Regions from separate parts of the Homo sapiens genome. Here region 1 is linked to region 2. The links are chromatin contacts, found by Hi-C or POLR2A ChIA-PET in ENCODE. All regions are on one chromosome and are shown on one strand. Each heading gives the region's core, a stretch centred on a gene start or an enhancer-like site at or near the end of the contact. The rest is flanking DNA. Distances are from core to core; before and after follow the strand shown.

Region 1 (2,700 bases), core at 34-2,533, 58 kb after region 2:
GAGAGTTCAAGACCAGTCTGACCAACATGGGGAAACCCCATCTCTACTAAAAATACAAAATTAGCTGGGCATGATGGTGCATGCCTGTAATCCCAGCTACTCGGGAGGCTGAGGCAGGAGAATCGCTTGAACCCGGGAGGCGGAGGTTTCAGTGAGCCGAGATCGCACCATTGCACTCCAGCCTGGGCAACAAGAGTGAAACTCTGACTCAAAAAAAAAAAGATGCTATTGAAGGATTGCTAGGTATGATTGGCAAACTGCTTGTATGGCTTTGAGAGGCTAGCGGAGAAGAGGACTAGGTAATTACACTGAGGGTTCCAGCCATGTTGATTGCTAGGATTATGGGGCCCCATAACAGCAGAGGGCTCTTGTAAGGAAGGGTCAGGTTTAGGTGGTAGGATGATGAGGTTGGGTTGGATGACTTAAGGGAGGGCTCTCCTTATAGGGATGATCAAAGGCATCTCCTGGGGCCTCTGGGGAAATGATCTGTTTTTGTGTCATACTGGGACTAGGCACACGCTGTAACACCAAAAGTATTACAAAATTTACTCATCCGTTATGTATTGGTGTTTTCCCCGATTAGACTGCAAGTTCCTTGAGGTCAAGACCTCTGCTTATTTATCTCGGTGCATTTTTTGCCTGGCGCACTAAAGGTGCTCAGTACATGGGTAGTGAAATATTGGGGAAATAGGAAAAAAAAAAAGATCTTTTTGAATTCAAGTTTGTTTCGTAAACACTGGCCAATAAAGTATAAGATTGTAAGAATTAAAGGGGCAGGGCGTGGTGACTCACGCCTGTAATCCCAGCACTTTGGGAGGCCGAGACGGGTGGATCACGAGGTCATGAGATTGAGACCATCCTGGCTAACATGGTGAAACCCCGTCTCTACTAAAAATACAAATACAAATAATAATGATAATAATAAGCCAGGCATGGTGGCAGTTGTCTGTAGTCCCAGCTAGTCGGGAGGCTGAGGCAGGAGAATGGCGAGAACCTGGGAGGCGGAGCTTGCAGTGAGCCAAGATCACGCCACTGCACTCCAGCCTGGGCTACAGAGCAAAAAAAAAAAAAAAAAAAGAGTTAAAGAAAGAGGAGAGAAACACGAAGGGCTGCTTAACAGTTAACAGGTTTATTCTGAACCTGGGAGGGACTTCTGACTGAGTTAGGTCAGAAGCCACACTCTGTTACAGACTAAGAGTTTTCAAGGATTCAGGGCGGGTGAGTTTATCAGAAGCCTGTACTGCTTCTGTGTCTCTTTGTTGTGCTTATGTGGGAGGGAGAGGTGGTGTGTGTCTGTTCTCATACCTCTTTCTGCAGCCGCAGGCATACCCCTGAGTCTGCTTTTAGCTGCCCTATCTTAGTGCACCTGAACGGAAAGGAATGTGCTTATTAAGGCCCACTGTTTTACTGGGGCCCAGTGTATGAGAGTGAAGTTTGGCAGTTACCCAAGAGACTTTTCCCTTACCTCCCTCTGTGCCCCAGGAGTCTTATCTGTGTTTTACTGTCTGCTGTTTCTGGCTGCTTGTAGTTGGAAGTGATTTCCTTGAATGCGTGAAGCTATAAAGGGAGGTGGAACTTGAAGTGGCGGGGTTTGTCCGAGATGACGGTGCTCCTGCTCTGTCAAAGATGTGAAAAAAGGTGAAAATATTTGCAAAAAATTAAGATCACGGTTATTTCTAGAAAGATTGATCACATACATTCGCACACGCAGTCAGCTTGAAATATTTATTTATTTATTTTTGAGACAAAGTCTAGCTTTGTCGCCCAGGCTGGAGTGCAGTGGCACAATCTTGGCTCACTGCAACCTCCGCCTCCCAGATTCAAGCGATTCTCCTGCCTCAGTCTCCCCAGTAGCTGGGACTACAGGCGCACACCACCACACCAGCTAAAAGATGGGGTTTCACCATGTTGGTCAGGCTGGTTTCAAACTCCTGACCTCAAGTGATACACCTGCCTCGGCCTCCCAAAGTGCTGGGATTACAGGCGTGAACCACCGAGCCCAGCCTGAAATTTAATGTCATAGGAAATCGAAGAGTTGATTAAAATTATTAGCTACCAGGCAATAATATGAAAATCAGTGTATTGTCATAAAGATATCTAAGCTATTACTTTTTGAAGTTGTATAAAAAGGTGAAGTTAAAATGTTTTTAAGAAGTCAATGTGTCTGTTTTACATAGGGTTGCCATTTCTGTTTTTAAACTTTAGTTGGGTTTTAAATTCCTGAATTTTCACATGGCTCATGTGGGGGACATTGGGATAGAATGGTGTTTGGGGTATATGCATAAAAAAAGGGAGTCTGTCTTAAATTAAAGGCATATATCCCCCAAAAGAATGGAATCTGTTAGTAGTAGGATAAAGTAATTTTTTGCAAAATGATAACCAGAGAAGATGTTTCATTGTTTGATCATGAATGGAATTGTCTGTGAATGCCATCATGGATTGAGGAAAATTATAGAGTATGATATAAGATATTTACCCGAAAACGTCCAACAAAATGCCGGCCACATTTGGTAGATGTTATCGAGTCTCTCTTTCCCTCTCTTGCTGGTGAGTCTTCTCAGGCCTGCAGAGGGATTGTGGAATACGACAAGATGTTCGTACTAGCCTTGATTGCCATCTTCAACAAACAAATGAGATAGAATGGCATATGATTCCAAAGAAATAATTCTTCATTTACTAAACCTGACTGGGAAATGAGGA
Region 2 (2,700 bases), core at 61-2,560:
CCTTATAAAGTTCTTATGTAGATTGAAAAAGTTAATCCAGCCGCATTGTATTTTCTTGTATAGTAGTTAATATATTTTTTATATAATAACATTATATTCTAATTCTATTAGAATTAATGTATAATTATATTAGAATTATATAATTATATTAGAATTAATATATAATTATATTAGAATTATATAATTATATTAGAATTATATAACAATTATATAATTAGAATTAGAATATAATTTTAACTAATTATTCTGATATAATTATATATTATTAGTATAATATATAATTAGAATTAGAATATAATATTAACTAATTATTTCAATATAATTAGAATTAGAATATATTAACTATAATAGTTAATAATTAGCTTATATAAGTATATGTCTTCAAATAGGATAGATTTGGTCCTACCAAAACACCACCTTGGTATTCTACCTCCCTCCCTCTGTAGTACTATTTAAGACTTCTTCTAGGACTGAAGATAATTTGAAGTATGAGAGTGGTTTCTAAGAACTAGAGCACTAAAGTTTGAAACACTGGAATGTTAGGGAGACAGATGGAGATATGGGAGGAATAGGGTGTTAGGGGTGGCATGTTTGGGGAACCCTAAACAGTTTGGTGTGCCTAGAGTTGACTGGGGGTAGGGATATTTGGAGCTGTGACATAGAGAAGGAAGATGGGGTAGGATCCTAGAGGCTTCTCAAGTCCTGCAGTGGAGGGGGCTGAGCTTTCTCCTGAAGGCAGTGGGAGGCAATGTGATTTGATTGAATTGGAGAATGGGTTAGCGGGTGTGGGGAGAGAGGAGAGTTCCAGTGTAGGTTTAAAATATTAGGAGGCCGGGTGCAGTGGCTTATGCCTGTAATCCCAGAGCTTTGGGAGGCTGAGGCTGGTGGATCACCTGAGGTCTGGAGTTCAAGATCAGCCTGGCAAACATGGCGAAACCTCATTTCTACTAAAAATACAAAAGTTAGTGGGATGTGGTGGCACACGCCTGTAATCCCAGCTACTCGGGAGACTGAGGCAGGAGAATCGCTTGAACCTGAGAGATGGAGGTTTCAGTGAGCAGAGATTGTGCCTCTGTACTCCAGCTTAGGCAACAGCCTGAGACAACCCTGTCTCAAAAAATAAAGGAAAAAAGGAGAAATCAAAATACATACTAGATTATCTCACTCAATCCTCACAGTGACCTTGAGATGATCAAACTATTATCATCTGCAATTTACCATTTAACAGATAGCAACTGAGGCTTAGTTTAAGCAATTTGTCCATCGTCAGTTGGCTGGTAAGTTGACAGGCTCAAGCCTGGACTCCATCTGTCTGTGTCACTCCTCTTGGCTGCTTCCCCAGGGAGGAGTGGTTCTCAGAAGAGAAGCTGTAGTGTTTAGAGAACCATGAGTCAGGAGGAGCCTGATAATTTTTATATTGTTTATTTTCTCTTTCTCTTATGTTGTGGTTTGTAAATGTAAAGCCCATTGCTACTTTTTTTTTTTTTTTTCCTGCAGTAAATAAATGTTGCTAAATAATCCCCACAGCAATGTTCTGGCTAAGCAGACAAACACTAACATCAGCATCATTAATTTTGGAAATAAATGGCAAATGCTTGACAGTTACTCACTGGAGAAACATTTCCATTTGCCAGCTATTTAAATTGCAGAAGGATCTCAGTATGTCCAGTTCTGATTATAAATTTCTGTTGGTATTGCAGTGGAATAACAGGAAGCTAGTTTCAGAATTATTTTTAAGGCTTTGGAGTGTTTACTTCACCTAGAAACAAGAGGTGATATCCTTTCAACCCCAATACACTGCCCTTAAACCATCTTGACTCACCATGGTCTCTGTAGCTAGGAGCACTTAGCAATGAGTCCCCATGTTATCTTGTTAAGGTAGGTTATCCAAAATAGAATTACGGTGTCAGAGTAAAGCTCTTGACACGCTTGGGCACGCTGCTTTTCCACCAGTTCAAAAGGCATTTTTAGAACTCAGTATATACAAAAGCTTTGCGTAATGGTGAAAATTGGTCATTTTAAAACTGAACCATGACTAGTGAGTGATATCTTGGAGATTCATTTATTAAAGAAATAGGAATCTAAATGTGGGGTTAAATTGCAGCAAAAGTTATTAAATATTAATAATTTAATTTTTTACTGTGATTCCTTTTCAGTGATATAATTTTTATTAGTTTAGATTAATATTAAAACTCTACTTCATGTATAATTAAGCATGAATAAGAGTTTTTTTTTTTTTTTTTTTGAGATGAAGTCTTGCTTTGTTGCCCAGGTGTGATCTTGGCTCATTGCAACCTCTGCCTGCTAGGTGCAAGTGATTCTTCTGCCTCAGCCTCCTGAATAGCTGCGACCACAAGCGCATGCCACCACGCCTGGCTAATTTTTGTATTTTCAGAAGAGATGGGTTTCATCATGTTGGCCAGGCTGTTCTAGAACTCCTGACCTCAAGTGATCTGCCCGCCTCAGCCTCCCAAAGTGCTGGGATTACAGGTGTGAGCCACCACGTCCGACCTGAGTTTTTAATATTGAAAGTTACCAGGCTTAGAATTAGTTACTAAAAGAAGTATGGTCTAAGTTTCCGGGTCTGGAAATAGCTGTCTGATAGTTTTGAGGCATTTCTTCATTTATTCAACCAACATTTACTGAAGGCCCATCCTGTGCTGGCATGGCTCCAGGCCTAGCCAGGTTGACTGTCTAGAA

Evidence for each region. Hi-C counts contacts between places; a loop is a spot of excess contacts on that map. ChIA-PET counts read pairs that join two places held with the same protein, here RNA polymerase II (POLR2A).
Region 1: a loop to region 2 is called in a map of K562, with 2.7 times the contacts of the local background. The contact joins two enhancer-like sites. A Hi-C loop is called at or near these places in 1 of 168 maps with a recorded cell type or tissue (K562). POLR2A ChIA-PET finds 5 or more read pairs at or near these places in 2 of 52 experiments (activated CD4-positive, alpha-beta memory T cell and activated naive CD8-positive, alpha-beta T cell).

What each region holds. Positions count from the first base shown.
Region 1 is chr7:67,099,793-67,102,492 of GRCh38, forward strand. All of the region lies in intron 12 of TYW1 (tRNA-yW synthesizing protein 1 homolog), which reads left to right. Among named protein-coding and RNA genes, the nearest start is that of MIR4650-1, 13 kb to the right of the region's middle. Within about 2 kb of position 1,284, at least 2 of the 41 ENCODE cell types and tissues checked have a DNase peak (open chromatin) inside an H3K27ac peak, as active enhancers do.
Region 2 is chr7:67,041,886-67,044,585 of GRCh38, forward strand. All of the region lies in intron 7 of TYW1 (tRNA-yW synthesizing protein 1 homolog), which reads left to right. Among named protein-coding and RNA genes, the nearest start is that of TYW1, 46 kb to the left of the region's middle. Within about 2 kb of position 1,311, at least 13 of the 41 ENCODE cell types and tissues checked have a DNase peak (open chromatin) inside an H3K27ac peak, as active enhancers do.